Linked DNA regions of Homo sapiens: region 1 is linked to region 2. The links are chromatin loops, found by intact Hi-C in ENCODE. Cell type or tissue: A673. All regions are shown on one strand. Links, peaks and the distances in the headings refer to the core of each region. The heading gives the core; the rest is flanking DNA. Region 1 holds the start of SOX14 (SRY-box transcription factor 14). Region 2 has its middle 120 kb from the start of IL20RB-AS1.

Region 1 (16,019 bases), core at 2,590-10,589, 660 kb after region 2:
CTCCATAAGTAGAATGTCCAATAATCAATATTTCTTTGTATGTGATTGTTAAGATTATTGTGAAATAATTCTGGTGAGTCTTATTGTAATGATTTCTCAGTACATTTAGAATAAAACCCAAACCCCTTATGGAATTTACAAGACCCTGGATAATCTGGGCCCCACCAATCTCATCCACCTTTTCCTTATACTCTCCAGGGTCATGGCCAGGGTTCAGCCACACTGGCTCTTCAATTCCTTTGTGGCTTCAGCAGTTCTTCTCCAGGTAGTGGAGTTTCCTGCTCCTGCTGCCTGGAATGACCTCTACCCTGTGCCCTCTTCCTTCAGAAGGCTGGCTCTCCCCAGGTCCCTGACTGCCAATGCAAATCAGACCACCTTTCTTTGTCCACTCCATTTTCATCATCCTGATTTACTTCTTAGCACATACCACTATCGGAAGTTAACTGCTCATATTAAAAGACAAAATAATATTATCTGACCAATTATTGAGCAGTTTCTATATGTCCAGCACTATTCTAAGGATGTTTCTCATATTAAATCATTTTGTTCTGATAATAATTCTTTATATCTGTTTTACAGTTCAGGAAGTGAGGACACAGACAGGCTAAGCACCTTGCTTTAAGTGACACAACTACTTGGTGGTTGAGCCAGGAATCACCCCAGGAATTTGTTTCTTGTTTATTCTCTGTCCTCCCATTGGGCTGTAACAATCACTACTAGAGAAGGACTGTGGTAGGTCCTGTTTACTGCTGTGTCCCAGCACCTAGCACAATGCCTGGCACATAGTAGGTGTTCAATAAATAGCTGTTGAGATAATGAATGAGTAAGGAGATTTCAAAGCCTTATTCCTGCTCCCACCCCTTCCATTTTCTGGGAGATTAGCGTAGATGTTGTGCAAACTTCTATTAAATTTGTACTGAGGCCGGGCGCGGTGGCTCACGCCTGTAATCCCAGCACTTTGGGAGGCCGAGGCGGGCGGATCACGAGGTCAGGAGATCGAGACCATCCCGGCTAAAACGGTGAAACCCCGTCTCTACTAAAAATACAAAAAATTAGCCGGGCGTAGTGGCGGGCGCCTGTAGTCCCAGCTACTTGGGAGGCTGAGGCAGGAGAATGGCGTGAACCCGGGAGGCGGAGCTTGCAGTGAGCCGAGATCCCGCCACTGCACTCCAGCCTGGGCGACAGAGCGAGACTCCGTCTCAAAAAAAAAAAAAAAAAAAATTTGTACTGAGTTGGTGAGTCACATGAGCTCTGCTACAAACAGACTCAAACTACTCAAGTTAAGGCAGTTTGAAGCAAAAAAGTCTCCTTACCTGGGCGTGCTTGGGATGTTAAGACAGAAGTATCCTTCAGCCCAGCCCAGCACTGCTCTAACAGCTCCAGGATGCCAAACATGTACCCCTGGTTTTGCTCGGCTTCTCTTTGTTTCTTGGTGTAAGCGGTGCCCTCCTGTGCCATCTTGTCTGCAAGAGACAAGTGGGATTTTACAAAATTTCAAGATGCCGGCATGGGCTGGGCTGGGTTGGGTTCTGGAGGGAAAACCCCGGAGAAATTACCAAGAAATGTCTTAATAAGACCAGAGCTCTGGATCCTCTGGGCACTCTCTAGAGGCGGGATATATACAGTCTCTGAATTTTAAAATAGAAAACAGTGGGCAGCGGGGAACGGAGTAGAGGGAATCAGAGGTGCCAAACATTAAAGATATTTTGGGTAATAAAAATTAAAAGTTCATGTATCGCAAGGACAAAAAACCAAACGCCGCATGTTCTCATAGGTGGGAACTGAACAATGAGAACACTTCGACACAGGAAGGGGAACATCACACACCAGGGCCTGTCGTGGGGTGGGGGGAGGGGGGAGGGATAGCATTAGGCGATATACCTAATGTAAATGACGAGTTAATGGGTGCAGCACACCAACATGGCACATGTGTACATATGTAACAAACCTGCACGTTGTGCACAGGTACCCTAGAACTTAGAGTATAATAAAAAAATTAAAAGTTTATGATTTAAACAAAGATTCTTATTTCCTGGGATCATTTTGTCACCTCAGTGCTTGCTTCTGGGTTATGGACACTTGGGGGGGTGGGCCGGATTAACTGTCTTGTCTCTAAACACCTGGGTGCGCTGGCGCTCACTCTCAGCTGCGAGCTGAAGCCCACGCTGCTCTCAGGCTTCCCGCAACAGGCACCTGCGACTTCGCTCACCAAAATCTTCCAGTGGCCACAGTGAGCGGGCAGGACTGGTGCCAGCAAGCCCCAAGCATCCCAGGCCCTCTGGACGCAGGTGACTCTTCTGGCCTCTTTGGAAAGCCATTGGAGCTCGAGAGGCATAGCCAGCTGCCTCCTTTCCGTCCATCCCCAACCGCGTTCTCTAAGCCACGTTCTGTGCGCCTTACTCCCAGCACTCAGCCATTCCCCAGCCCCAGAGGCCTTGGAGTAGTGACCTCTGCCCACCAGAGAGGAGGGGGCCGGAGGGTGGGGCGGAGCCTTGTGGCAAGGCAGGTGGGTGCAGGCCTCTGGGGCCCCAGACTGCCGCGTCTGGCTCTACCAGGCTGTGTCTCGGGCCCCGTGCCTGCAGCTGCAAGGCGGGGAAAGACCTATCGGGAAGATCCACCTCGGCCTGGGCAGAAGGAAACTTTACTGAGAGTCTTCTCTGAGTTTGGAATTATGCGGAAATTGAACCCAAGATGAATAACACGCAGCCACAGCCCCAGAGAAGCTCGAAGTCTAGTGGGCTGCACCGACTGCGACAGGGACCCAAAAGAGGCTGGGGAACAGGGATTGAAATGGAAGTGTGAGAGTGAGAGCATAGAAGGGGTCCTAGCCCAGCCCAGGAAACAGAAAAGTCTCCCCATAGACAGTGAGAGGCTTGTACTGATACCTGAGGTACGCGCAGGAGCTGCGTGAAAGGAGAGGCCCAGAGCCAGAAAAGAGGAAGGCGCATCCTGGACGCTCTGCGCCCTGGAGGGAGACGAAAGGCCCGGAGAGAAGCAGATTAGGTCGGTGCCCTTAGAGGCCTCTTCCTTCACTTCCGGGAAACAGCGGCGGTTCCCTGACAAAATCCCTGTTGCTCGGGGGTTCGGACGCCTTGCTAAGGCTGGCACGCAGCGGACCTTGAGTAGCTGCGCTGTGTACTGAACGTGTGCACAGCTTCTCCAGGCAAATGTGCAAGCGGAAAGACCTCATCCAAGCGTTATCTCCAGCCCTGGAGGAGAATGAACTGGTAGCCTGGGGCCAAACTTCAGGCCGTGGACAAAGCAGGAGGAGTATTTAGGCAACCTCTGTCCTAATGCTTGTTCTGGTTGTGACCGAAGTTGCTGACTCTCCTCAGGGGTCACGTCTCCAGGACGTGCTACCCGGTGGTTTAGACCCGTCAGGGAGGCACAGCGTGAAGGGACAGCGCAGCGCAGTAGAGGCACCTGCTGGAGACAGCACCAGGCCAGACCCCAGGATCACGGGAACTCCTGCTCCCGCCACAGCTCTAAAGAGTGTTGAATAAACCGGTGGTCACCGGTACTGCGTAAGGGGTGTGCGTGGCTTTGCAGTTCGCCTAGGAGACAAGCTGATGCACGGCCTGGAAGGTGCAGCCCTCATCCCTGCGTTCCCTCCCCGCGCGGAGTTCCTGTCTCAAGGCCAAGACGCGCAGCGCTGATGCTGGCCCCTTCCTAGGTCAGTGCAGCTGGACCAGGCAATCGGGGTCTCCGAAACGTCGGGGGGTCAGCTGGCGCCCTGCCCACCATCGAACGCCCTTCGTATCACTCCGCTCCTCATTGCGAATTGGACTGCGCATTGGCTGCGACCCAAGGCTGAACACAAGAAGCTTGGAGAGGAGCTCGGGCGTTTGAGGAGAAGGAAATATGAGGAATTGCAGGAAGGCGCTCGCCTGCCCGAACTGCCTCCGGGCAACTGGAAAGGATTGTCCTGGAAACTGAGAGGAGAGAAAGGACGTAGGACCTTGTGCCAGATCCCCTTGCTGAGTAATTTCCAAGAGCTTGGTTTGCATTAACCCAGAACTTTGGGTGTGCGTTTGGTGTCCCCTGGGGGGTTCTAGAGTGAGAGATTGGCGGGTCCCCTCCGAACGCTGGATCTCGCTGCAGATATCAGTATTTCTCTCATTCCTTCCCAAAGCCGTCGGGATCGCCCAGTAGAATTAGAATTGGGTGATTCCTGAATCTCCTATCCCTGGCTGGCTCTGAATATAGCGCACCGCTGGTCAGACCTGAGTAGGGGTTGCCAGCGACGCTCGGAAACCCTTTCCAGACTGGGCTGAAAAGTGCGTTTGCTTCCTGAGACCCTAAGCTAAATGAAACTTCCTGCAGAGAAAGCAGGGTTACAGGGCTGGATGGAGGCTCTGGAGAAAGGCCAGAGCTGGGGTTGGGAAGGAATGTAAAGGCTGTGCACCTGTTTGCCAGCCCTCGGAGGTGGAGCCCATGGCTAAGCAAATCAAGCGCAGGATCAGTCTTTCCAGCGTGGTTTATCTGCATGGCAGGTGTCGATTGCCCCAATAGTCTCATCAGGTGTTCCACATTGGGCTGCAGAGCCATGAAATCCCTAGGCGTGACGTCTAGTGGAATGGGGGTGAAAATAGGGATTTTCAAATCCTATACATCAAGCATCACTCCCAGAGTCACTTTTGACAAATCACCTAGTTTTTCTCAACCTTAGTTTCCTAATCTGTAAAATGGGGATATTGCCCACCTCTCTGAAAAGTGCGCCAAGGGTGAGAAGTTCCACGCGTCTTTCTAATTTTAGGAAGGGGAAGCAAAGTCTTCTCCTCAAACTTGATACACTACATGCTAGAGAAAGATCCTCCCTTCCGGCCTCCTCATTCCCTGTCACCCTCCCCCACTCCTAGCCCCTCGGAGCCAACGGAGCCTTGCGCGTTTCTGGCCGGTCCTCCCAAGAGAGAATGGTGCAAAAGCCAATAAGCCTGGAACACACGCAGGTCCCGCCGGGCCTGGGACAATGGTTTCCATTTAATAAATATTTCCCCCAAGGGCATTTCACATCGGGCAGGCAATTATTCAAAGGAAACAGGCGCGCAGGTTGGCTCTGCGGGTTATTTCGTCCTCTTTACCCGAAGAATGCTCATTTGACGCAAGAAACGAGTCTCGCAGCCTCCCTGGGTGGGAAGAGGCGCCCAGGGACAAACCGACCCTGGTTGCGATACACCGTGAGACTCCGCTGTAGGGCCGCTGCAGAAGGGGCACCGGGAAGAGCCCCATACCCAGCCTCTAGGCTCTTCTTACGGTATGAACATTTGTGGAGTAAAAGTTGGAGGTTTAAAGACACTAAATAATAATAACATAAATGGGAACTGCAATAGAAATCTCAGCCCCATCCCTGCCCCAAAAGTGAAGAACAGGTCGTAGTGCTTTTAAGGGCTCACCAACTAGGGTTCGAAATCTCTGCATTGCCTGACGCGAGGCCTTCCAGGAGCAGGTCAGACAACATTGCTCAGCCACCCAGGGTCCCAGCGCTACGCCCGGGCGCCGCATCCTGGGGCAGGGGTGGATGCCTAGTTGCAGGGGCTTCCCGGGAGAACACTGCCAAAGCACCGCCGAGGGTGGGGCGCGAAAAGTTTATTTCGCTTTTACCCTGAGCCTGCTATATGTTATTTTTCTCTTCCAAGGATATTTGACAAGAGGGCAAAGTGCTGTCCTTGCATTTCGCGGCAAAGCTGTCCTATTTATCAACACAAGCTCTCGCCTCGCTCCCTTTGCTGTCCCTTCCCCGGCCTTTGTATTTCAAGCCCTAATTCTCTTTCACAACCGGGAAAGGAAACAGGAGACGCGGAAGAGTTTTATTTGTTGACAGTGCCCGAGACAATGTGGAACCGAAGTCCCCAGTCTAGAGCTAGCCTCTCTGCTCTAGCCCTCTCTCTGCCTCTGTCCCTCACACCTCTCCCCGCCCCCACCAGTCGCGCTCTCTGTTTCTTGCACCGGCGTGTTGGCAGGTGCGCCCCCTCGGCTTCTCTGCTGCTGATTGGCGCCCAGGTTGGGGAGTCGCCGCCCCGCGCTTATGTCAGAGTGCGTGCAGTCCCGGCCCACCTCGCCTTTGAACTTCGCCGCTTTTGGCTCTCGTTCACCAGCCTCCCCGCATTCTCAGCCAGGTGCAGCGCTAGGCGCGGCAGCTCCGGGAAAGCCACGGGAAGGGGGAGCCACGACTGGAAACGCAAGAGGAGAGAAGGGAACTAGAGAAGGCAAAGGTGGAGAGGGGGAGAAGGAGGAGCTTCTTGCCCTGGCTAAAAAATTACCTGGCCACTTAATCCCGGAGACTCCGATACTTGGGTCCCAGCCCCTGGTGCCTGAAGCCCCCCGGCCGATCGCCCTCTCCTCCCCCGCCCTTTCTGCCCCCACTCGCTCCCCCGGGGCTGCCTGGGCGCTGGGACTGGCATGATCAGCTGAACTTTGTGGGGTCAGCGCTTCTCTCTGGCTTCCCCTCAGCGGCGCCAAGGCGAGGGGAGCGCAGAACCCCGGCTCAGGACGGACAGACAGACGGCCAGCCGCGCCCAGGCTCGTCTGCAGAACCCTTGCACTCCCTACCCCCACCCACCTAGCCGCCGGGACCATGTCCAAACCTTCAGACCACATCAAGCGGCCCATGAACGCCTTCATGGTATGGTCCCGGGGCCAGCGGCGCAAGATGGCCCAGGAAAACCCCAAGATGCACAACTCGGAGATCAGCAAACGCCTAGGTGCCGAATGGAAGCTTCTGTCCGAGGCAGAGAAGCGGCCATACATCGATGAAGCCAAGCGGCTACGCGCCCAGCACATGAAGGAGCACCCTGACTACAAGTACCGACCTCGGCGCAAGCCCAAGAACCTGCTCAAGAAGGACAGGTATGTCTTCCCCTTGCCCTACCTGGGCGACACGGACCCGCTCAAGGCGGCTGGCCTGCCCGTGGGGGCCTCCGACGGCCTCCTGAGCGCGCCCGAGAAAGCCCGGGCCTTCTTGCCGCCGGCCTCGGCGCCCTACTCCCTGCTGGACCCCGCGCAGTTTAGCTCGAGCGCCATCCAGAAGATGGGCGAAGTGCCCCACACCTTGGCTACCGGCGCTCTGCCCTACGCGTCCACCCTGGGCTACCAGAACGGCGCCTTCGGCAGCCTCAGCTGCCCCAGCCAGCACACGCACACGCACCCGTCCCCCACCAACCCTGGCTACGTGGTGCCCTGTAACTGTACCGCCTGGTCTGCCTCCACCCTGCAGCCCCCCGTCGCCTACATCCTCTTCCCAGGCATGACCAAGACTGGCATAGACCCTTATTCGTCAGCCCACGCTACGGCCATGTAACCCCCAGCCCGGCCCGGACCTGAGGCGTGGTCTGAAAGCCGGGTCTGCACCCTGTCCTCTGAGCCTAGCCCCGGCCTGCAGACGCCTCCGGGGTCAGCCCTGCCGCTGTCCCTTACACCACCCAGACTTTTCCTCTCTCTTCCAGGGGGAAGGGTGGGGCGTCCTCCCGGACCCAAGGCGCAGACAGGTACCGGAAACTTGCAAACGTTATGTCAGCTACACAGCTGCCCCTATCCCGACTCTCCCAAAACAAATCTCCGACTGTACCCCCTTTGGACAAAAAAGTAGGCAGTTTTGCTTTATTTATATCCCCTTCACTCTCCTCGGATAGGCTTTGGACTCTGAACTCCCAGATTCTGATATTATATCTACAATATGCATATATTTTTTCCTTTTGTCCCCTGAAGAAAAGAGTTAGCTGTGTCTCTGTGTTTTGCCATCAGACACAACTAGGAGCCATTTGCTCTTCATGTATGGGGGGGAAAGGCTTCAAAGTTTTAAATTACAGAAAGGGAAACATTTCTATTTAAAACCATGCTATGATAGTGTTTGCTTCTTTAAAGGGAAAACAAAAAGGACCTACATGGTTATTTACTTTGTGTAAAGCAGTGCTTCTAGAGATCTAAGTTTACTTTTAGACAGAATGTCGGGTTATGAAGTCAGGAAGTAGAAGGTGAACAAAAAATTAAAAGAACAAAAACAACCTAAATGGTCATAAATGTTTTGACGATGTCTTGGAAATGTACCTAGAAGGATTTTACCTCGTTGCTCTGTTCATTTGTTGAACAAAGACGTTTTGAATAAAGACAATCTGTCATTGTAAAAAAGTAACCTTTGATGTGCCTAAAATCTGAAGTCAGGAGCCAGGTTGGAGGGACTGGAAAGTCGGGTGCGGGGAGGCTGAAAGTGCATAGAGCGACTTTAAGCAGTGATGGCTGGTGGCTGCCCCCCGTTGGCCCAGCTTGGTGGTCTGCGGGTTGGGTGTAGAAGGGCCTAGAGCTTCGGATCCGTCCGGAATGCGCCCTGGAGATTGCTTTTTGCCTTTAGAGGCTAGACAAAGGTATCGTTCCCTGGGACTTCACTCTCTCCTCCCATTCTTCCCAAAAGGGTCAGGCCACTTCAAGGAATGAATGAACTAAGTCAAAGGCCGACCCAGACCGCTGAGATCTGGGTGAGTTTACTTTTTAAAAAACCAAACGCTGAAGGAGCAGGGAGAAGCACCGAGTCTCCTGGGAACCAGTTGCGCGCTGAACACCCCGTCCTGCATTGGATGTTTAAGTTCAAAGCATGGGAGAAGACTGGGGGAATCAGGTATTCTGCCTTTTTAGGTGTTTGGAAAGGCTGCTGCCCACTCTTCTGGGGATTTGGTGCTTGATACTGGTTCCTAAGTTAAAAAATAAAACTCTAAGAAATGCAGAAAAATGTGCCATAGGTCCCTGCCCCAGAATGTCGAACACTTTTTGCTGAGACCCTGCAGGAGCAAAGGGAAAAGGAAGGCGACATTGTCATGGCTCAGGCAAGGAGTTTTTAAAAATCGTAAAAAATCAAATAAAAGCACAGCCCATGACGTTAAACAAGGAAAAGAGTCCTTTTCTTTCCCCTCCGGGTGAATGTTTTCTTGAAGATTATTGTCTTTCCTGAGAAAGGACCCTCCGATGTTATCCAGCAAAACTCTTTGGAATTTGTTCTCAAAATCGAAGGGTGCTTTCCACCCTTGGTCTTGGAGTCTCACCCCAAAAGCCGCGCTCACGCGTGGTTTTCCTTAATTTGCGTGCTTTTCCCACTGGCTTTGATATGCTGTGGGGTGGGAGGTGGGGCAGCCTAGAGGTTTGTGGGCTTTCTGCTGCTGTTGAGAGATTTGTACGCTTGCCTCCGCTGTTTCCAAAGGAGTCGGTGGCTCGAAGTGCACGGGAAACGTTGTCAACAGACACCAAAGCCGAAACCCGCGGATTAGCATATTGTCCTCAAAACAATTAGAAGTGTTTGAGGTGTTATTTGGAGCCTATTCATCCGAGCCCCTTTGTCAAAGGGGGATTTTCATTATTAAAAAAAAAAAAAAGTTAGCAGTTGTCCATCTGGCTAAGCTGAATAGCAAAGTGATCCATGTTGTATATGCTTTTCTCATTAAGAGCTCTTTTGAGACCGATGTTAGAATTAAATGGTATAACACAATTAACATACACGGGCGCTGAATAGGAGAGGACGCCTATAAATAATAGATAGATAAATAAATGAGCGATCAGGCGAAGGTAAACAAAGGCGGGCTGAGGGAGGTGTAGGGGGAGTCCGGGCTGGCTGCGCCACGCTTACTTAGCATTACAAAACCCTTTTACAAATCGAGACAATTAGGAAGTGACTTGCCTCTGGTGGCCGTCCGGTCTGGGGGCCTGGGCGCTTAGGGAAGGCCCCTCCTCCCGCCCCCTAGGAAGCCCAGGAGGCCTGGGACGGAGACGCCACGGTTTTCCTGTCTGATATAACCCCAACTGACAGTCCTGTCAGCCGCTCTGATAGCTCCCATAGCTCAGTGTCCCTTAATATCTCCTAAGATGAAGCTTACAGGGCTCTGGGTATCTCCTCGCAGATCCCAGCGCAGGAGCGCCCTGGGCACACAGAGCCCCCCAGCTGGAGAAAGAACCTGGCGCCCACGACCCCACCTGAAGCAAACCTGAAGGGTTAGGCTGGAAAGGGGCACGTGGCGAGTGCGAGGGCAAAGTGCGAGGGGCAAAGGCCTCGGACGGTGGCTGAAGCTGGAAAACCGAAACCAGGGTTCCGGGTTGCGCTTGGTCTTAGGCTCAGATGGGGAATTAGGAAACTAGGGTGCGCTGTAGAAGAGAGGCGCTCAGGGGGCTGCGGCCTCACTCAGAGGTGGCTGAGACCTCTTTCCAGCCTGCAAAGAGCCGGGGGCCCAGTTCGGGTCCTGAGACCTAAAGTCAAAGACTTGGCTCGGGCGGTTTTTGGCCATCACACTTCGTTTCCTTCCTTCTCAGACTGGCCTTCCCCAGCCATCTGCCCTCCTTAGACCTGGTCCCAACCTCTGCCCCCACCCCCATCCCCGCAAGAGCCTGCCTCAGCTTTGCCTCCGTCGCCCCGAGGGCTGCGGAGCGTCCGCCGAGGTGCGCGGCCGCGACTCGCCCTAACAAACAGCCAAAATCCTGCTCGTCACGCCGCTGACAGGGGCCGATTACTGACTTTGAAGTCAGGCGCAGACAAAAAGAAATCCCCTGGGGGGTGTGGGGGGGCAGCAGTCCCTGTCAAACCTGTTTGCTCACAACTGTCTCTTTCTTTCAAGAAAATCATTAAAGCAAACCTGTAGGGAGAGGAGCGCCCCGCCCGCCCGGAGTGGAGAAGAGCCGCTTCTCCCGAGCGCGCGTCGCGCAGCAAAGAGCAGCCAAGAGTTGCCCTGGACAGACTCCTGGCATCCGGAGAACCTGAACTCCGGCGCTGCAAGGGGCGCCCGTGGCCCTGCAGGAGGAGGTTCTGCAGATCCCTCTGCGTTAGGCACGCGTCCGGTAGCCAGGGAGCCCCAGACTTCTCTCGCTTAGCAACCTGGGCCTCCTTCGAGCGGGGTTGGCAGGGAGGGCCCGGACCTCTCGCCTGAGGCTCCCATTGCTTCCCCGGGACCCTTCTCCCCGCCAAAAGTGACCCAAATACATGCCGCGTTCAGCGCCGTCGCTCCTCTGCTGGGTGTTCCCTAGGACAGCAGAGACCTGAACAGCATGCTGCTGGGGTGGCAGCCATCTGCGCCGGCGCGGCAGGAGCAGAGTTGTTTGGGTTTTACCTAGGTTTGCTTTCTTAAACCTTGGCTGCCATCTGGCTCAGGGGTACACTGGCTACATCTTCAGAGAGATGTGGAATTCTTGACCCCTTTCCGCCTCTGGCCTCCCTCATTCCGAGAACTCCGTCAGCCTTTCATGCACTTCTCGGTTTTGGATCTGACTCCAAAAATCTTTGATTCCCTTCCAGTTTCCGAGTTTTTCTATTTAAATATTAATTTCCTTAGGCCCGATGACTTTAAAGACGGAAAAGACCAGCTACTTTGAGTAAATTACGCTGAGGTGTGAGTGACTGACATCTGAGACCCCCTGAACGTTTGCATTTTGGAACTGGAGCGAGCTAACCTGTAGGAATCTCCGGTGAACCAAAGCGGGATGATGTTTCCGTCTGAGTAGGGCCAAGGTACTTTCAATACAGCTCACCATTTAGGGAAGTGTGTCCCGCCGGTCAGCTTCTCTTGAGAGATCCGAGACTGCCAGGGCCCGGAAAACTTGGCGAGCTGTGGTGCCAGCACTCTTGTTTCCTTCATCTCCTCCCCAGCTCAGGCCTTGTTACCATTGTTCAAGTGGACAGCGAATTTCAAACCATTTGAATTTGAATATCACCTAATTCACAAGATTTGTGTAAAGAATTCTCATCTATTTGCTGAGTGGATTGTGTGTGAGTGTGAGAGGAAGAGGCACAGGGACAGAAGGGGTCCGTTAGATTTGGAGGCAGGAGAGCTTCCCGCCTCCACCGAGGTGCGTGCTCTCCTGGCCTCTGTCCTGCCCTGCCCTGCCCTGCCTCCTAGGCTCTAGTGGACCTAGCAGTGGGAGAGCTACTTGGGCTGGTTTCTTTCCTGACGCTGCAGGGATGGGCATCGGCCTGGAACCAGAAGCGCAGGAGCTGGGCCACGGCAGAGTAATTAAGAAAATAATGAAATTGATGGCGGATGGGGGCGCTAGAAATCCTGGGGCGTCTACTTAAAACCAGAGATTCGCGGTCGGCCCCACGGAATCCCGGCTCTGTGTGCGCCCAGGTTCCGGGGCTTGGGCGTTGCCGGTTCTCACACTAGGAAGGAGCCTGAAGTCAGAAAAGATGGGGCCTCGTTACTCACTTTCTAGCCCAGCCCCTGGCCCTGGGTCCCGCAGAGCCGTCATCGCAGGCTCCTGCCCAGCCTCTGGGGTCGGGTGAGCAAGGTGTTCTCTTCGGAAGCGGGAAGGGCTGCGGGTCGGGGACGTCCCTTGGCTGCCACCCCTGATTCTGCATCCTTTTCGCTCGAATCCCTGCGCTAGGCATCCTCCCCGATCCCCCAAAAGCCCAAGCACTGGGTCTGGGTTGAGGAAGGGAACGGGTGCCCAGGCCGGACAGAGGCTGAAAGGAGGCCTCAAGGTTCCTCTTTGCTACAAAGTGGAGAAGTTGCTCTACTCTGGAGGGCAGTGGCCTTTTCCAAACTTTTCCACTTAGGTCCGTAAGAAAAGCAATTCATACACGATCAGCGCTTTCGGTGCGAGGATGGAAAGAAACTTCAGAAAAACTCTCGCCAGACAACCCGGCAGCACTTGGCCCCGGAACAGAGAGGAGAGAAAGACCTGACCGCCGCACTCAGGGCCACCCGCCGCACTAAGTTTGAGGGTTCCCTCTGCCTCCAGGCCTCTGTCGCCCGAGCTCAGGCTCTCCTAGGTGCTTCAGGGCCGGGCTGCACTCGAGCCCCGAGGAGGCCCTGCTAGCGCTAGCGCGGCGGTGATAACCGAGGGAGGTGGGTGAGAGGTGCGGCTGTCGAGGCAAACGCAGAGCACCCGCCCAGTCCTCCAAGGGCCGAGAGCCGGGAGTCCCGAACGCCGCTTAAGCAGCTCCTTGCTTCCCGCAGCCCGTCCACATCCCTGCGGGATTTCTGGACGCCCCGCCCGGGGACCTAGGGAGGAGGGAGAGAGGAGGGAGGGAGTGGGCAGCCTGGGCGCACGCCACCGGTCCCCGTACGCCCGGCACCCCCCGTGGCGCGGCGAGTCAATGGGATTTGCACACTCGAGGTGTAACAGCATTACTGCATTAATTACCATTTCCATTTCACGTCCAGATTGTTTACTTATCTGCGGGAAACATATGTCGGGAGAAGTTCACATTCCGGATTCTGCTCCGCTGCCCAAGGTGCAATTCCGGGGAGGCGGCGAGGGGGGAGGGGAGGGCTTCAGATTTTTTATTACACCCTCTAGCCTTATCTGCCGCTGTAAATTATGAGGATCCTCCATTGAGCGGCATATGGAGATTATATACTTTTTTGAATATCGTTTCCCAAAGCCTGCAGATTTTCACTTTGAAATGAAACAATCCTCCGCTGGTTCCCCCGGGGACAGGCGTCTCCTGCGTTCCCCCGCGCGGCCTGGGGGACCCTTCTCGCAGAGCAGGCGCGCACCCCAATGCCGTGGCCGGCGCCCAGTGGAGACTTCTTTCACAGGGTCTAGAATAATCTTCCGCGGAACACCCATCCATATGCAGTGTTTGAGAACTAAGGCAGCTCCCTTGCTCTGTTTTCCTGCGCCTAGCCCCCGGACTTTTGTGCCGTTTGCAGCTCTTTTTCATTTCGAATACCCGCATAGACGCGAGCCCACTTCTGCCCTCTTCCTACGCTGGGCGGCTCCAAACCCGCCGCGAGGGCTGAGGTGTTCACACCTGCCCACGGCAGCCTGCCTCGCCCTCAAGCGCCTCAAAGCTTCCTAAGCGCTTACATTGGTCTTGGGACAGCCGACTTTGGCTTCTTTGTTTGTTTGAGGGACCGCGGAAGTGGCGGGGAATGTGCCCCCGCTTGAGACCGCTTATTGTGAGCCCTCAACGGAAATCCTGCACGGAAGGCAACCGCCTCCCCGCTCGCGGTAAGCAGGATCCACCCGAGTAGCGGGGACCGAATCCCATCTTTCTTATCTCTCGAAGACTCCTTTCAGGCTGAGATCAGAGAGGGAGGGAAAAAGAAGAGAGAATCATTGTTCTTCTTTTTTTAATTTAATATACCAAGCCACCAGCTCAGGTCATTTATATGCTTAATTTAGTGATAAAAGTCAATAAGCGGAATCACAGGGTTCTTCCCTCTTTCTATTTCTTTTGACCACATTTTTCTACAGTAATTGGGAAAACCGTAAAATATATACACCCGCTTTCCGCCTTCAATGCTTTGTCTGCAATGCGATTATAATAAGTGTATTTTATTAATGTAATTTGTTTGCTTTTTTGAAGGATGCAAGGGAAAATGTGCCTTTTAGGAGATTTTTTTCCATCTTATCTGGGTTCAGTTTGCAGAATTACACATACTCTGTGTGTACACACTCACCCTCAAAAGCCAAACTCAGAAATTTCCTTGAAATGCCCGTTTTTATGATTCAGAAATATCCCGTGGGAAACCTATTGTGATGTTATACCAGGAACAATTAAATGGACCAAAGCAATGCAATTAAGGCAGAGAAGAAATAAGATGGAAAATGGGGAGAAATAAACAGATTCTTTTCCATTAAGTATTGTTTTGAGATTTCTAATTTTTTCAGGACCTCTAAGAAAATTGTGAGGTGTCACTTCTCTCTTCTGGGTCTATCTGTAATTGAATCTAGGTCACTATTCTAAGGCAAGAAAAGTCTGCTTTCCACTTTCCTACATCAGGCTGAAATTTGGGGGAGGGACAAGGGTCTTGCAATTTCATTTAAAATGTAATGGTGGATGAACTGATAAGCAAATACGGAAAAAAGAGTCTGCTTAAAAGAAAAAAAAGGCATGGTTTTAATATGCTACAGATGGGGGGAAAATGATTTACATGAGAGTTTATTTCCTCTTTGCTGATATGAAAGAATTACAGATACAAAACCCACTGATCTATAGAATAAAAAAAGAAAAGAAATGTTATTTTCCTGTAAAGGTGTCAGTTCATTTATATTCATTTAACCATCCATCCATCAATTCACTTTCTCACTCCTTGCACATTCTCTCTGGCTCTGTTAAACCTTCCCCTACCAATACACTTTGCTAGAATATGCAATGAAGTTTTCTTTTAAAAAATAGTGTGAGATTGAGATGAAGTAGGTAAAGATAAGTAAAGAGAGAAGGTTTTGTTGTTGTTGTTAAATAATTACCCCCTCATAATTCAGCATTATGATTTATGATTTTAGAACAAAATTTTACCCATATTCACATCTCATTACTACTGCAGTTTGAGTACATACAACATGCCAGTGGTTAAGAATATATGCAGAAGATATGCAATTATTTTTTCATAAGATATGCATGCAATACAAAGAAATTTATTAGTTATAAACCTTCCTGTAACTTAAAAAATGTAGTAAAAGATGAGTCAGATGTTGGGTCAATAATTCATTGTTTTATTAAAATAGCTGTTTTAATAAGTATGAAGTAGTTCACATTTCCCTAAGGATTTCCTGCTTGCTCAAGGTATGAGCAACATCAAATCTTTTGTGTTTAAAGTTTTCAGGTCCAAAAAAATGTATAGTAAAATTTGCATATATTAAGAAAGAAATGAGAGGTGCAGTCATTTGAGGAGCTTCTAAATGCTGGAGAAGATTACATAAGAATACGTTTTACTTTTCCTGAAATAAAAATTGATGACCAGTATGACAGATATTTCCTCCATATTCTCCCAAATAAAGGGGTAACATAGTGTCATCTCCTCTTTCAATGACACGCAAATGAATGACTGGAAACCTATAGATCTAAGCAAGGACAAGACCAACAACCAGCATCTGTTGCTGGTTTTCATAAGTAAGAAAAACAGTACATTGTTTAAGACAGCAATGCATTCCCACAGGATGAATCTTCTCCAGACTGAAGACCGTTTCCTTCAACCTTTTTTTTTTCTGTCTTATTCCTTTCTCCTCCTCTTGTTTAGTTTTCTTTTTTTTTTTTTTAACCTGTAAATACTATTGATGAATCAGAAATTTTCTTTCTAGGTCTTCATAAATTATCAGTATAATTC
Region 2 (16,019 bases), core at 4,190-12,189:
AGCTTGGCTGTCAGCTTATCCTTGAGGCATCAGGATGAGGGGTTAAATGCTACTTCCTCAGAGAGGACTTCCTAGGTCATCCTGTCTAAGGAAGCCAGCTAGCTATTTAGTGCTTCCCTTTCCCCATTTGATTTCTATCAGATCACATCCTTTCAAACCACAATCTGTTTATTTATATTTACTTGTTCATTATGTATAGACAACATAGTGCTGCTTTCCTTCCAAAGACAGCTTGATGGAATCTCTCTCCAGCAAACTGTCTTTGGTGTTCCATGCTAACTCAGAATTATGCAGGAAGAGGCATTTTGGGAACTGTAGTTCCAGTTCAACCAGGTTGATACAATACAAATATACCATAAATCCAGCATTCTTCTTATCGGTTAGGAAGGGAACATGTATTTACTGGATGTCTTTTACAGGCCAGGGACCAAGCTAGGTGACTTACACATATTCTTACTTAATCCTCAGAACAGCTTTGAAGTAGATGATATTATTCTCGTTTTATAGAAGACTGAAGCTCTAAGAGGTTAAACAGCTTGCTGCATGTCATATAGTTACTAAGTGATGTCATTGGTATTTAAATCCAAGCCTTTCCATTTCCTAAACCTATTCATTTCAATTACATAGTCCCAGTTTTAAAATTATAGATAATTTTATTGCTACTTATGCCATTTTGGCAGATTAATTTTGCCTTTAAAAACTAAGCTGCCAGTGATCATTGCTTTTTATCTGTATAGGGGGAGATAACTGATTGGATTGTCCATTGTAGCCAAGATGATTGTACGGGGCAGCGGGTCTCAACGATTAATGGGCATAGGAATAAACTTGGCCTCAGAAAACGTATTCCTCACAAGTGATTCTCAAGCTTGCTTGAGGGTTAGAATCACCTGGGGTGTTTGTCAAAGCTACATATTTTCAGCCTGATGTAGTGGCTTGCACTATAATCTCAGCTAGTTTCGGGGGCTGAAGGGGGTGGATTGATTGAGGCCAGGAGTTCAAGATTAGCTTGGGCAACATAGTGAGACCCCCCCCACCCAACCTCCATAGCTAAAAAAAAAAAAAAATACATATTTCCAAGCTACTCCCCAAGTGATTTGATACATCAGGTTTAGGGAGGGATTGGGAAACCGTGTTTTTAAACAAGTGCCCCCAAACAACTTGTATCGTAAGGCAAATTGGGAAACACTACCTTAAAAAAATTTTGAGGAAGTAGCAGCTAACTTGAATTTGAAAAAGAAGGTCCCTGGAGTTTAAGTAAGAATGGCAGGGGTTCAAGATATGCTTTGCAGATGCAACCAGCTTTTATGAGCAGATGTTATTTATACAACTGAATATAGGCAGAAATGTGGGAGTATTCCAATAGTGAGGTTTGAAACAGGAAGAGAAAACACCTCTGTGCATTTCAAGAGTCGGTAGCAAGGGTGAAGGAAGGGCTGGGAAAACAGTCAGGGGAAGGCAAGGTTATGGAAAGAGTTGTAACTGCAGGAAACCACTAGCATCCCAGGGCTAAGAAGTAAAAGGAGAAACTGAGTGATTGAGAAGCAGGAGGCTGCTGAGGCTCCTGCTCTGGAGTGGATTTCAGGCTTAGCTACTCAGAGCCATTGATGGAGGGCTGCTGAAACTAGAGGAGGGGTAGGGAGAGAGAGAAAGAGATAGAATGAACAATGGCTTCTGCCTTCTTCCTGCTCTTTAGTTTCCCCCAGCGCCTCCCATTGGCTGAACCTGACTGGAATTTAGCTGGGAAGGGAGTGTGGGATTGTAGTTTCCAGGTGTCCAGTGCGCTGTGATACAGAGTAGAACGCAGATGGTGCACACAGGCCTGAGAGCCAACAGGTGAATAACCAGCCAGAGCACCCAGAAAAAACACGGTCATCACGTGAGGCAGCCTGTATGTGGGAGGAAAAAAAAATCACTGTTGAAAGTAGGGACTAGTTAAAGTTTAGGTTTGTAACAGTACTGTCCATTTAAATTGGAATTATTGGTTAACACTTACCCTGTATGATATAGTTTATGACTTAGCAAATGGAAAGGGAGTCTATTGTCATTGCCTAAGTCAGGAGTTGAAACTAGCAGCCCTTGGGATGGGTCAAGAGCATAGCCCTATTTTGAAAAGCCTACACATTTTTAAAAAGTTTGAATTGTTTGTCAAATGTGAAAATCATATTTCACATAAAAATTAAAAATTTCAGCTTCTCTTGAAATATTAGAATATTTGGAATGTTAAAATCTCATTCTAACATGGCAACAACCAGCTGGAAGAAGTAGAGTGGCAGCCCTAGATAGCATATATTCTTCATACATGTCTTCCTCACATTGTGCGGTCTCAGTGGGCATTTTCATTTGCCACCACTGGCCTTAACATATCTTTACATTTTTATTTGTAAATTTATAAAGTTTTAGTTTATAAGTTTATAAAAAATGTGAGAAAAGAGGTTTGTCTATGCCTGAGGTAATTTATTACTTTTTGTGTACCATATTGAGAAGGAATATTGATGATGAGGTTGATAATGATGATGATGAAGAAACTACTAATCACCAGGTGGCAATATCCAGATGTGAATACTGATCATCTGGGAAGATATTAAAAATCTTCTCTAGCCCTGCAAGCCTAGCCTTTTAATGTGACCCAAACGTCACATTAGTGCGGCATTTGTTTGTTTCTAAAAAATTGGGGTCTAATGTTAAACTCCCTCTGGATACTTAATGCCTAAGTCCCTTCACATCACATCCTTATAGGGAAGAGAGGGATCACAGATACCTATAATCCTCTTTTCTGTTTCCTCAGTAAGCAAGTAACTATAGAAACACACTTAAGCAAACAGCTTGGTGACCATCCTGAACTCTGAGAAACTTCAAAAATTAACTTGCTGCTGGACAGAAACTTTGATTAGGAGCTCTTCAAAGATGTTTTCCTTCACATCAGCTTAAAATTATTACCTGGTTTTGCTACTAAGGTTTTAAGAACTGTTTAAGCATAGTTCTACAAAGAACAAGGATTTTTATCCAGTTGACACTAGGTCAGTATCTTGTCTTTATATTTGCATGTGAGCCTTATAAAGGAACGGAAAAATGTATTTGTTGTATCATTTATGTAAAAATGGGGACCAAAGCTGGAAATTTCAAAGCTGTGTGATTTACTAAGACTAGTAAGGGAGATGGACAGTTAAAGGAAGTCTTTGACTTAGGTAGTGGACTCCAGGGACTGTTTCCTCCCCTCTTCCCACTTGCCAGCATTCCTGTTGCAGTGATGAAAGTCTTGGAAGTTTCAGTCCCTGCTGGGAATTCCAAGTGGACTAAGAGAAAGGGGCTTCCAGATAATCAGCTTTCCTAAATGTCTTCCCTCCCATTATCTGGAAAAGAAATAGTGGAAGAGATGCAGCAGCATTTTATTAGAATCTATTTTATTAGGTAAAATATAAAACATTTGTTTATTATAAGTCAGTAAGAACAGTAAGTCTGTTTTTATGAACACAGACATTTGAAATCAATTTCCGGTTGACCGCTGTGGCTTTATAACCTCAAAATCCAGTTCATGTCTGAATTTTGTTTTGGCTGCAAATATTGAGAAAGTTCCAGTCCACATGAAGAAGTTGCAAATGGATAAAAGATTTTAAACAGCTGTTTTTGCAACTTAGGATATGTTTTAATAAAATAGAAGTGGGAGGAGATTATTCAGAATTTTGCACACAAATAAGTAAACATTGTAGCATGAGTCTGTGTTGGTGCCACCCAAATGTGTTAAAATTAGAAGTATTTAAAAGTTAAATTTGGCCAAAAAGCATATGAAAAAATGCTTAACATCATTAATCATTAGGGAAATTAAATCAAAACCACAATGAGACACCATCTCACACCAGTCAGAAGGACTATTATTAAAAAGTCAAAAAATAGCAGATGCTAGTGAGGCTGTGGAGAAAAGGGAAGACTTATACACTGTTGGTGGGAATGTAAATTAGTTTGGCCACTGTGGAAAGCAGTTTGGAGATTTCTCAAAGAACCAAAAACAGAACTATCATTTGATCCAACAATCCCATTACTGGGTATATACCCGAAGGAATATAAGTTGTTCTACCACAAAGACACATACACATGTTTGTTCATTGCAGCACTTTTCACAATAGCAAAGACACAGAATTAACCTAGATGCCCTAGGTGGATTGGATAAAGAAAATGTGGTATATATATACACCATGGAATACTATGCAGCCATGAAAAATAACAAAATTGTGTCCTTTGCAGCAACATGGATGTAGGAGGAGGCTATTGTCCTAAGTGAATTAACACAGGAACAGAAAACCAAATACTGCCTGTTCTCAATTATAAGTGGGAGCTAAACACTGAGTACACATCAACACAAAGAACTGCAGCTTACTTGAGAGGGTGGGGGTGGGAGAGGGTGAGGATCAGGAAACCACCTATCATGTACTATACTCACTGCTTGGGTGATGAGAAACCACCTATTGAATACTACACTCACTACCTGGGTACACACCTACCCCTAGTGACATGCAACTTACCCATGTAAAAAATGTACATGTGTACCCACCGAACCTAAAATAAAAGTTGGAAGAAAAAAAGTTAAACTTTTGGGTGGGTGCAATGGCTCATGCCTGTAATCCCAGCACTTTGGGAGGCCGAGGCGGGCAGATCACATGAGGCCAGGAGTTCCAGACCAGCCTGGCCAACATGGTGAAACCCTGTCTCTACTAAAAATACAAAAATTAGCCAGGCGTGGTGGCAGTCACCTGTAATCCCAGCTACTTGGGAGGCTGAGGCAGGAGAATCACTTGAGCCCTGCAGGGGGAGGTTGCAGTGACCTGAGATCATGCTACTACACTTTAGCCTGGGCGACAGAGTGAGACTTTGTCTCAAAAAAAAAAATTAAGCTTTTAAAAATTAATTTTTAACTATAGTAATATCTACACATAGTTAAAACATTAGATAGTACAAAAAGCTTATAATAAAATGTAGTAGTTCCTTTCCCCAGCATTCCCCACCCATGATTCTATCCCACTAAATACAACTACTTTCAACCACTGTAGCTGTTTATTTTCTTTCTTTTTCTTTTATAAAAGTGAAAACAAGTTTATTAGGAAGGTAAAGGAATAAAAGAATGTCTTCTCCACAGGCAGAGCAGCCTGTAGCTGTTTCTTTCAGTGTTTACCTCCATGTCTCAAATCTTATTCTGTACTTTCTTGACTTACCTGTTGTGAACATTATCTATTAAATTTTCTTCGTGGTAGTCGAGGATTGTGCTCTCTCTCTCCCCACTCTCTCTTCTCTCCTACATTATCCTCAGCCCCCATTTTCCCATTAGTGAAGCTTTGGTTAAACCATAGTCAGTGTTTACATGAAAATGGTGATGTAAATATCATTGTCTTACTGCCAGCCAGATAATCTACCATGATCATTTCTGTTACAACTTCCATTTTTCCTTGAGTTGATAATTGCTTTATTTTTTTCTCATTTGTTTGGTTTACTATATGACTATTACGGGCTAAATTGTGTCGCCACAAATTTCAGATGTTGAATCTCTAATCCCTAGTACCCCAGAATGTGACTATATTTGAAGACAAGAACTTTAAAGAGGTGATAAAGTTAAAATGAGGCTGTTGGGGTGGGCCCTAATCCAATGTGACTAGTGTCCTTATAAGAAGAGGAAAAGGCACCAGGGATGTGTGTGCACAGAGAAAGACCATATGAGGACATAGTGAGAAAGCAACCATCTGCAAGCCGAGGAGCGAGGCCTCTGAAAAAACCAAACCCACCAATTCCTTCATCTTGGACTACTAGCATCTAGAATTGTCAGAAAATAAATTTCTGTTGTTTCTGCTTGCAGTCTGTGGTGTTATGGAAGCTCAAGCAGAAGAGCTGACTGTTTTTTTCCAAATGGTCCAACGAGCTTATTCATAATTTTTCCAAACTCTCCAAAGCAATTCCAAACATTCTGTCAGTTCCACCCCTCCTTCCCTCATCTCCCACAAGCCTTCTTTCAGGGATGCCACAAGCTAATATGGAACCTTGGCTCATATGGGGTATAACGGAGGGCTTGGGCACTCAGCCCTCCATGAGAACACCTAGCTTGGTGAGCCATGCACGGGCTGGGCTTCAGTCCCTGCTGATGTGAGTGGTGTGTCTGTAGGCAGAACATAATCCAGACTTAGTGCCCTGCCCGCTGTCCTCCTGCTGTGTTCTCTCTACCTCTTCTCTAATCCCTCTCCGTCATCCCCAACCTTCCCTTTACCACATTTGGTTCGCCTGTTTCCTGGTTCTTACGTTATTCTCTTTTTTTGTTTTATTCCCTCCTTTTGCTGAAGCAAAACTTCCAGTGATTTTCTAAAACCAATACACAGGAAGTCAATTGTTTGAGTCCTTAAATGTCTGAAAATGTTTTTATTGTATCCTTACACTTGATTATCAGTTTGGTCAAGTATAAATAATTGGGATTGAAAATGATTTTTCCTCAGAACTTTGAAGTTATTGGTCTACCATATTCTGGCGCCCAGTGATGAAAGCTCCAGAACCTTTCTGATGATCTGAATAATAGTATTGATATAAATGAGGAGTATCTTGGGAACCAAAAGGAAACCCATTTAAATATAGTAATTTGCAATTGTATATGCAAGATTATACAAGAGTACATGTAATGTTACATTATGAAATAATACATGCAAAAGAGCTTAGGAAACTCTGAAGTGTTAGACATGAAAAAAAAAAATTTTAGCCACAATTTTGACCTCAGTTGTATGTACGTTTGATAATATGGAAGATACCACCGCCCTCCCCCTACCCCAGCTTATGTATAATTCAGTTGACTTTTATTTTAGGTTGGATCCAAGTTTAGTTCTAAACAATCATTTAAGAAAACAATCAGTTAAAGAAATATAGAGAAAAGGCCTTCTTTGTGTGATATGGAAGGAGGCCTCAAACTGAGATAGGCCATAAAATTATCGTTGGGGAAAATGTGCACTTCTGTCGTTACAAGCACATTGCACAATCTAAAATTCATTCAACAAATGTTTACTGGGCAGTGCGCTGTGCCAGGCCCTGTGCTGGGTGGGGGGCAGAGAGGACTGAGCCACTTGGACCTGGCCTCCACTCTCCTGGTGTCCATTTTGAGGGGAGGAGACGGACATGAACAAATTAGAATGTGTGAAGCAGTTAATTACACTAAAGTAAGATGAGTTTTGTAACAGAAGGAATGCAACGGGCAATGGGAGCCCCTGGAGGGTGGGATCCTAACCTGGGGAGTCATGTGAGCCAGGCCTCTGGGGGAGGTGAGGTTTAGGCTGAGAGTAGAGAATGGGAGAGGTACTCAGCACTTTGGGAGGTGGGAGGATCGCTTGAGTCCAGGAGTTCCAGACCAGCCAGGGCAACACAGTGAGACCTCCTCTCTCTCTCTCACACACACACACACGCACACGCACACACACATGAAGGGGTGGAATGAGCCATGAGCCACGTGAAGTGGCCAGAAGGGAGGAGAGCTCCAGATAGAGAGAATAGTGTCTCCTAGGTATAGGGGAAAAGTGCCGTTTTAAGAACTTAAAGAATTTCTGTGTGGCTGTACCATGTGGGGAGACAGGTGGTGAGACAAAGCTGGAGAGTTTGGCAGGGGCTCAACAGCGGAGAGGTTTGGTCTTCATCCAAATAGCAACCAGAAGCCATTGCAAGGTTTTGGAAAGGGGAGTGACACGATCAGATTTGCTTTTTACAAAGAATGCTTTGCGTGGGTGGGAGAAAGGATGGAGGCTCTAGTCACCCAGGAGAGAGACAAGGTGGTCTGAGTATGTGTTGGAGGTTGAGAAAAAAGCAGGAAGATTCTGGGAGACAGAACTAAGGTGCCATTTTGTTCTCCTGGAAGAGAGAACAAGTTCTGTCAGAGGCTGAGAGCTATGGCTGGTAGGGGAAGGTAGAACAGGGATGGTGCGACAGTGACCAGGCACAGAGTGTCTCCAGAGTCACACAGTTCCTGCGGGTCAAGGCCTATAGGCATATCCACCCAGGAAAAAAAATCAGGAAACCCTGTGGCAAACGTCCGGGGTTGAGCAAGTTTCTGAAGGCAAGCAAAAGTGTGAGAGCAGAACATTGTGAAGACAGGCAGTTGGCAAAAGTCAGGTACTGGCCACCTAGACATGAGATGACCTTGAAGCTGATGCATGATTCTGGTCAGCAGGGTTTTCTGAGCACTCTGTGAGGGTAGGAGTATCCTGCAGAGTGGTGGCCTCCCAGAGAGGACAGGTACCCGCAGGTAAGTGAAGGCTCCCATCAGTTCTGCCAACTCTGCCTTCAGGATGCAGAAGTAGATCAGACATGGCTCCTCAGAGGTGACTCAGGCATGCCAACAGGACAAAAAAAGCAATACTCTCCAAGAAGGGGATATAATATGTTCCATTGTCCCAAAGTATTTGTTCACAGAATGCCTTTTCTATGGAGCATCTCATGGAATGTGAAGTGAGTTCTGTTGAACTCAGTTTGGCAAGTGTGCACTTGGTTAATTGCCATTATGGAAGTGTGTATGAATTATGGAGGACCACAAGATAAGGTACAGCCAAGCATACCCTGGGAGGTCAGGGAAGGCTTCCAGAAGTGATGGTATTTCAGCTGCTACTTGAAAGGCCTGACAAGGCAGCAACTGGGGGGAAGTTCAGAAAGAGGAGAAGACTCTTCGGAGGGTAGAGCTAGTACTATAGTAAACTCAGTGGGACTAGCACACTGCATATTACATAGGACTTCAATGTTTCACCATGACGAGAATCACCACTGTGGATAAAAGGGTTTTGGGCCCTTGCAGCAGGTGTGGTTCTGAAAGATAACTTCTGAGTAAGGACTGAAGGAGAAATATGGAAGGATGCAGATAGGATGAGTCCATGGGAACTGGATAACGGCTGGCAGCAAGGAATTCTCAAGTCCTTGCCGCAGTAGTGGGAGAAGGAACATCACCTAAGTTGGGCCTGTTTGGGTTTGAGGTTTGGTTTTTGATTGGTTGAATGAATGGTTTATTGGTATTCTGTAGAAACAGATTAACGTGAATTTGTTCACGGCTTTTCAGACTTGGAATAGCTAAGTTCCTCATTAGGGGATTTATTCTTCACTAAAATGCGGCCAGATGCTGTGCTATAATAATAAAGTGACCATAAGAGGGCGCCAAAGACAAAAGTATGTTGCTGTTTTCGGCAGAATAACTTCAACAGAACACTGAAAATAGGACATAAAAGGAAAGGCAGAGATCTGAAGGGGGCAAGGAAGAAAAAGAAGACAGGATGAACTCACCAGCAGAGGGTTACAGATTTGTTTATCGTCTTGGTAGCAAAGTATTAAAATTACAGAGCAAAACAAAATCTACCCACTTTTCAACTAGTCTGCTTTAGAAAGGGACTTAAGAAAATGTATTCTGAAGTACAGTTTGTGTTTTGCCTCCAGACCCTGAAAGCGTTTGTGGGTGAATAGTCCCCTTCCTCTTTCTCCAGGCTCTAAGTGAAGTGAAGATAATCCCTTCAGTTTTCACTCCTCGGAGTGCAGGTCAGAAAGGGCTAAAATAGGCAGGACATTTCTTCTGGCAGTCTCATCCTTGGTTGCTTCTAGGGGAAAGATGAAATTCGATTTCATTGTACTTAAAATGTCCGAGTCAACTTAAACAGAAATACTTGTTTTTTGTTTTCCAAATGAATGAAGCCAGTTTGGAGCTCCTCTGCTTTTCTTTCTGCAATGCTAATATATCCTTTTGTATACCCAATACCCATGACTTGAAAGAGCTTTAATAGAGTCACATGATTTTGAGACTTCTTCACATTGTTTAGAAATACTCATTTGAATGGTAGAAAATTAAATCTTTTTGCCCCTTCCTTTCCTATATTTTATATTTACAAACAGCTAAAACGCTAAGCTTCTTTAAAATAAATGAATTTCAAAGAATTCTGTGATCCATAATAGACTATTTGGAATTATTATTAAATAACAGAAATTTATCTTGAATTTTGTTTAAACCCAGGAGCATAAAGTAAGAATTGTTCTTTTAAGGAAACAGAGCTCTTTCTATGTGGTGCAAAATCTCCCAGTGACAGCTGAAGAATTCAGCTTATAAATAATCATCCATAGGAAAGTGCAAAGGGCCCCTAAAACCTTGGGGTGGCCAGTCTTCCCTGGACACTTAAAAAACTCAAAATAGATTCACCAGAAAGTATAAAATCATCTCTCAGAATAGGAGCTTGTCTGCCTCACTAATCATACATACTGTATATATTATATATTTTTCTTTTCTTTTTTATTTCTTTTTGGTGAGAGTATTTTTTAAAAAGTTGTGTGGCCGTGATACAGGTAATTGCTTAAGCTTAAAAAAAAACTACACTGAACAACAAATCTCTGATAGTGTTTAACACTGAAAGCTGTTACCATGGAATTGAGGAAGCAGTTTTTATCCTAGAGAAGAGCTGGGCACAGAGACAATGAACAAGGTTAGGAATAAATGGGTATCTTGTGAATAGAGAAGTGCTAAAAGTGGGGACCTCGTGGGATCGGTGTTTTGTGCATCTGTAATAAATGACCAGAAAGAGATGAAGGACAATAAACTCTTCCGGTTTGTGGAGGATACCAAATGCACAGAATCCTAGCTGGGCTGAGAGTCCAACGTACTCAGAAGGGAGGAGAGAAGGCAGAATCAAGTAGAGAAAGAGAGAGAGAGAGAGAAAGAGAATGCGAGGGTGGGATATTGTGAATCAGGAGTTTATGCCAAGTTCAAAGTTACAGAAGAGTTGCAGTAGGATGTGATGATAGAGCCAGGGCTTGGCTGTGTGGACTGTGTAAAAATGTAACTCATCAGTTATCCGTTATTGCCAAATAGGGGATCTACTTAGCTTGGGTTCCAAAGGACTGAAGATTAACCCCTTACATGCTAAAAGTTTCGCATAAGCCTTTTAAAATGGATACTTTTAAATGAAAGGAAATGTTCTTCTGCCTTGATGTAAGAAACACAAGAGAACATTTTCTTTTTCACTAGGTTCACAGTTATAGGGATGTGTGTGTTACACATCTCTGAATGCCCTGCAGTGTTTGCATTTGGAAGGGGTGCAACAAATACCGGTGTCATTAGTGAATGTCAAATGGGTACCACTGTCTGTAGGAGGCAGGTAGAACGTGTCTAGAATCCTGTGCTAGGTTGTTAAAACTATTTCATCTCTCTCTGTCTCTCTCTCTGTCTCTCCGCCACCATTGTGTCTTCTCCTTTTTCTTCCCTCCCTCTCTTTCATGAAGTATATCAAACATACAGAAAAGAATTGAGAACAATTTAATGATTATTTCAGTGCCAGTATTAACGTAACATTTTTGTAACAATATTAACATTTTATATGCTTGTGTCAGAGTATTTTTTAAATATACAAAACATTAGATATCCAATTGAAGACTGTGGATTTCTCCAAATCCTTTTCTCTCCCTTCCTCCCTCCTTCCTTTCTCCTTTCCCAGAACTAATCACTTTCTCAAAGTTAGTGCATATTTTTTCTGTCTGATATATATTTACTACATTACATATGTTTGTTTCAATAAGCAATGTATAGCTTTTTTGAGGTATTTTAAAAACTTTACCTAAATGGTACACTGTATTAATATAATTCTGCAGATTGCTTTGGTCATTCGACATTATGATTTTGAGGGATAGATCAGTGATGTATTTAGATCCAATTTATTCATTTCAGTTGCTGCTTTGTATTTTGTTATTTAATTTAGTAAAATTAAATTATCTATTCACCTTTTGATGGACATTTAGATTGTTTACAGTTTTTCACTGCTAACAAGCAATGCTGTAATGGATGTTCTTGTATCACTCTTTGTGACTCCCTTAAGCATATGGCTGAGAATTTTCTACCTATACACTAGCCACTGGAAGTGTGGCCAGCCCAAACTGAGCTGTGCTGTAAGCATAAAATACATTGGATTTTGAAGACTTAGCATAAGACAAGAATACTAAAAAATCTCAATGATGTTATCATATTGACTATATGTTGAAATGCTGATACTTGGATATATTGGGTTAAACAAAATAAACTCTTAAAATTAATGGTTATCTGTTTAAAAAATTTATAGTGTGGTTACTAGAAAAATATAGAATGTGGCTTTCATTCGTGACTTACATATTGGACTGTGTTGCTATTAATATGTTTCTCTAGGATTTGGGTTTTAAGTATTCTTCTCCTTTTCTTTTCTATTCCTTCTTTTTGCTCTTAACGGCATTTGATTTTTAGAGCCATTGCTTACCTATGAAGGAGTTCCTTCCATTGCAAACCCACCAATCATGTCCCTCCTTCTGTAATCTTCACTCTTAGATTCTCCCTGGCTTTTTAATTTCTGCCTGTACAGGGTGGCTGCTAGGGACACTTGTGTGTTTTCAGATGCTCTGGATGGCTGAGGGTGTTTGATGCTTGACTAGCGGATAAGAGAGGTGTGACTTCATTATTTATGGAGTTTTGGGGTTATCACAGCATTCCATTATGCCTTCTCAAAATTATTGGTTTGAGATTCTGCTTAAGGACACAGATTTAGCTCTAAGCTATCACGCCCAAACTTATAGTATCTGTGAGTCAGCTTCTCTACCCAAGGAACTGAATAAATCTCTGAAATGCTAATCCATCTTTAAGGAGCCCAATAGTCAAGGTTTCAAGGGAAACGTTCCCCTCCCTTTCTCCCCCACGAACCCCTGCCATTATTCTCTCTAAGAAGGCAGGGATTTGAGACACTCTCAATCCTGCTTGAGACAGGGATTGGGTATGCACCATTCTCGCTGCTATCACAGCAGCCTAAAAGATGGCAGCTAAGCCAAGCTGGAAGAAGCTTCTGTTCCCTATAGTGGTGGCTCCCCCATGTGTGACACGGCTCTGCTCTCTCGGCATCACCATTTCCAATGAGAAAATAAATTGCTTCTGTGCAGTCGCATGCAAAGCAGAGAGCCCTTTTAGCTGGCTGGAGCTGGGAGGTTGATAGAGAGCAGGAATTCTATGCACCAATTGTTAGTGGGTAGAGCTAGGGATGATTTTTCATTGTCTGCTGAACTCCAAGCATACCCTCTTGGAGTGGGTCTCAAATTTGAAAACAAATCTTCACAGTGACTTTTCCAACCTGCTTGGCTTTAGAAGGATGGAGCTGTTGCCCAAATTTTTCAAAATCCCACCAAGTTGAGTGACACCACTTCTATTTGGGCAGAAATATTTCTACTTGTCATGTAACACTCCTATCTTCAACCAAAGCTTTGTTTACACAAGCAGAGGGATTGTGCTGCTGTTAAAACGTGGGCTTTGTGGTTAGGCAGAGCTGGATTTTAACTGGAGCTCTACCACTTTTATCAGCCCTGTCGGCTTGGACAAGGTATGACCACCACAAGGCTCATTTTATGCACCTGTGAAGTGGAGACAATGACAGTACTTACTTTATAGGTTACTGGAATTACTATTACCCTGATTACAACTATTATTATAATGTAAGCCAATTTGAAAAGATTCACCTGACTCAAGCAACTGGCTGCTTTGGGCTGGTTAGTACGCTTTAACCTGTTGTTTTCAAGCTAACTTTGAGAGGTTTGGTTCATAAACTTGTTAACTCAATTTTTCTGGAAGAGTGATTTTCAAATGGGTACGCTGTCTCCACCTTTAAGATATTGTTTCAGGATTTTGACACAACATGGCTCCCCCAAAAATCTCATTTAATTTTACATTATGGTTTGAATTTAGAAAATTCTATAGAAATAAAACATTTTTATTCCACCATTCTAACTGTGGGCTAGAAATTGTGACAAACTCTTCTTGGCTGCTAGGGCTATGTGGAATACAGATTCTAAAAGTGATCTTGGCTGGGTGTGGTGGCTCATGCCCATAATCACAGCACTTTGGGAGGCCAAGGCAGAAGGAACCCAGGAGTTTTGAGACCAGCCTGGGCAACATAGGGAGACTCCATCTCTGCAAAAAATAAAAAATTAGCCGAGCTTGGTGGTGCACACCTGTAGTCCCAGCTATTCAGGAGGCTGAGGTGGGAGGATAGTTTGAGCCCGGGAATTCGAGGCAGTGAGCCATGATCATGCCACTGCACTCCAGCCTGGGTGACACAGCGAGACCCAGTCACAAAAAATAATAAAAAAAAGAAGTGCTCTTCAAGGTGGAGAGAGATGTGTATGTGTGAGATTTTCGTGATGAAGAAAAAAATCACTAAAACCACCTTAGAGCTGATTTCTCCTTTTCACTTGAACTCCTGCAATTCTGTTACCTGCCACTAGATGTGTGTGAGCTCCATTAAGCACTGCAGCTGTTAGGACTCAGAGATATCAGCATAATACATCTATTCCCAGCTAATCCGGTTTTTCCACTTGTTCTATAAAATATAATTTAATTTTATCTATTGATTGTGTTTATAAGAAATACCATCTGAGGCAAGATGGAGGAAAAGAGAGTTAGTGAGTGGGGTTAGGCCATGCATCCTCAAAGGTCAGAATTTACTCCAGGGGGGATGAAAATTGGTTCTTGGGAGGCAAAATCTAACTCCTCTTATGGATAGAGTGGAGATACTCAGACATTACCTAAATGGATATATGGTATATCTTTTGTTTTAAAATCAAATGGGGTAGAAGTTAGGGAAAAATGCCTAAAACTGCTCCTTAGGCAGGTGATAAATAGATAAAGCCTGAGAAATCCAGCTTAGGCTTCTGTGGTGGTTCATCTGGTTTTTGAAGATGTGATGGACTGCTGAGGCCCAGATGGTCACTGGGCTTTTCTCAGGGCTCAGAGTCTCCAGATGTGCTCAACTCCCCGACTAGGCTTTCTGCATGGAGGGGCTTGGAGTGAAAATCCTCCAGCAGCTTTTATACTCCTATAAATACATTACCTCAATGAGCTTGCTTGCAATAGCTGCCTTACTGCATTTTCTTTCTGATCTTCAACTTGGCCTTCAAAACCTATCCCTTTTGTATTTTCCCTGATATTGCTGTCTACTTCTAAAATAAGAGAGGGAGAGACTTCCACTGATGGGTGAACCTCTGTTTTGTTTTGCTCCCAACTGTATAACCCTTCACTTTCAGACAATAGGTGGGTGAGTGAGTTACTGTGTTAATCCACATTATAGGCTGCTCTTTCCACTCGTATAACCAATTCCATGCAGGACTTGGCTCCACAGGTAAAGGAGCCCGCTGCTGTCTCAGGGTGGAGGTGGGTGTCCTTCCCTCTCCACAGCCGGGCAGAAACAATCCTGCTTTACTTCCTTCCACTACAGGAGCTTATTTAGGCTTCTAATGTTTTTTTTTTTTTCTTTTATTTCTCTCTACAGTCGTGTGCCCCACAACGACATTTTGGTCAACAATGGACTGCATATACCATGTGGCCCCATAAGATTATAATAGAGCTGAAAAATTCCTGCTGCCTAGTGACATTGTCGCTGTTGTGATGATGTTGTAGCTATTGTAGTAGCACAATGCATTACTCACGTGTTTGTGGTGTTCCTGTTGTAAATAAGTCGACTATGCTGCCAGTTGTATAAACGTCTAGCACATGTAATTCTGTATAGTACACAATACTTGGTAATGATAATAAACGACTATGTTACTGGTTTATATATTTGTTGTACTATTTATCATTACTTTAGAGTGTATTCTTTTTACTTATTAAAAAAAGTTAACTGTAAAACAGCCTCAGGCAGGTCCTTCAGGAGGCATCCAGAAGAAGGCATTGTTATCATAGGAGATGACAGCTCCATGCATGTCATTGCCCCAGCAGACCGTCCAGTTCGGCAAGATGTGGCGGTGGGAGACAGTGGTATTGATGATCCTGACCCTGTATGGGCCTAGGCTAATGTGTGTGTTTGTGTCTTAGTTTTTAATAAACAGGTTTAAAAAAGTTATAAAAGATTTAAAAATAGAAAAAAGCTTATAGAATAAGATATAGAGAAAGAAAATATTTTTGTACAGCTGTACAATGTGTTTGTGTTTTAAGCTAAGTGTTTTTACAAAAGAGTAAAAGGTTTAGAAAAGTAACAAGTTTATAAAGCAAA

Evidence for each region. A loop is a pair of places that touch in the nucleus more often than their neighbours do. Peaks named below come from ENCODE experiments on the same cell type or tissue, not always from the same donor. Only the 100,000 strongest peaks of a DNase experiment are listed, where the experiment ranks them.
Region 1: it touches region 2 in a loop (2.3-fold over the local background); 2 of 110 quality-filtered maps call a loop at or near these places.

What each region holds. Positions count from the first base shown.
Region 1 is chr3:137,758,211-137,774,229 of GRCh38, forward strand. It overlaps SOX14 (SRY-box transcription factor 14), which reads left to right and starts at 6,105. Exons shown (of 1, transcript NM_004189.4): 1 at 6,105-8,124. The coding sequence starts at 6,575. The coding sequence ends at 7,297. It overlaps LINC01210 (long intergenic non-protein coding RNA 1210), which reads left to right and starts at 13,701. Exons shown (of 5, transcript NR_109987.1): 1 at 13,701-13,920. RefSeq lists promoters at 5,200-6,531, 5,854-6,531, enhancers at 5,329-6,134, 6,135-6,940, 7,991-8,687, 8,965-9,512, 9,513-10,059 and 1 more and a cis regulatory region at 5,989-5,995. In A673, for the core only: no CTCF peak of the experiment used is centred there; no DNase peak of the experiment used is centred there; H3K4me3 peaks cover 657 bases; H3K27me3 peaks cover 8,000 bases.
Region 2 is chr3:137,096,324-137,112,342 of GRCh38, forward strand. No RefSeq gene overlaps it. Among named protein-coding and RNA genes, the nearest start is that of IL20RB-AS1, 120 kb to the left of the region's middle. In A673, for the core only: a CTCF peak has its summit at 9,145 (motif pointing right); a DNase peak (open chromatin) is centred at 9,148; H3K27me3 peaks cover 2,942 bases.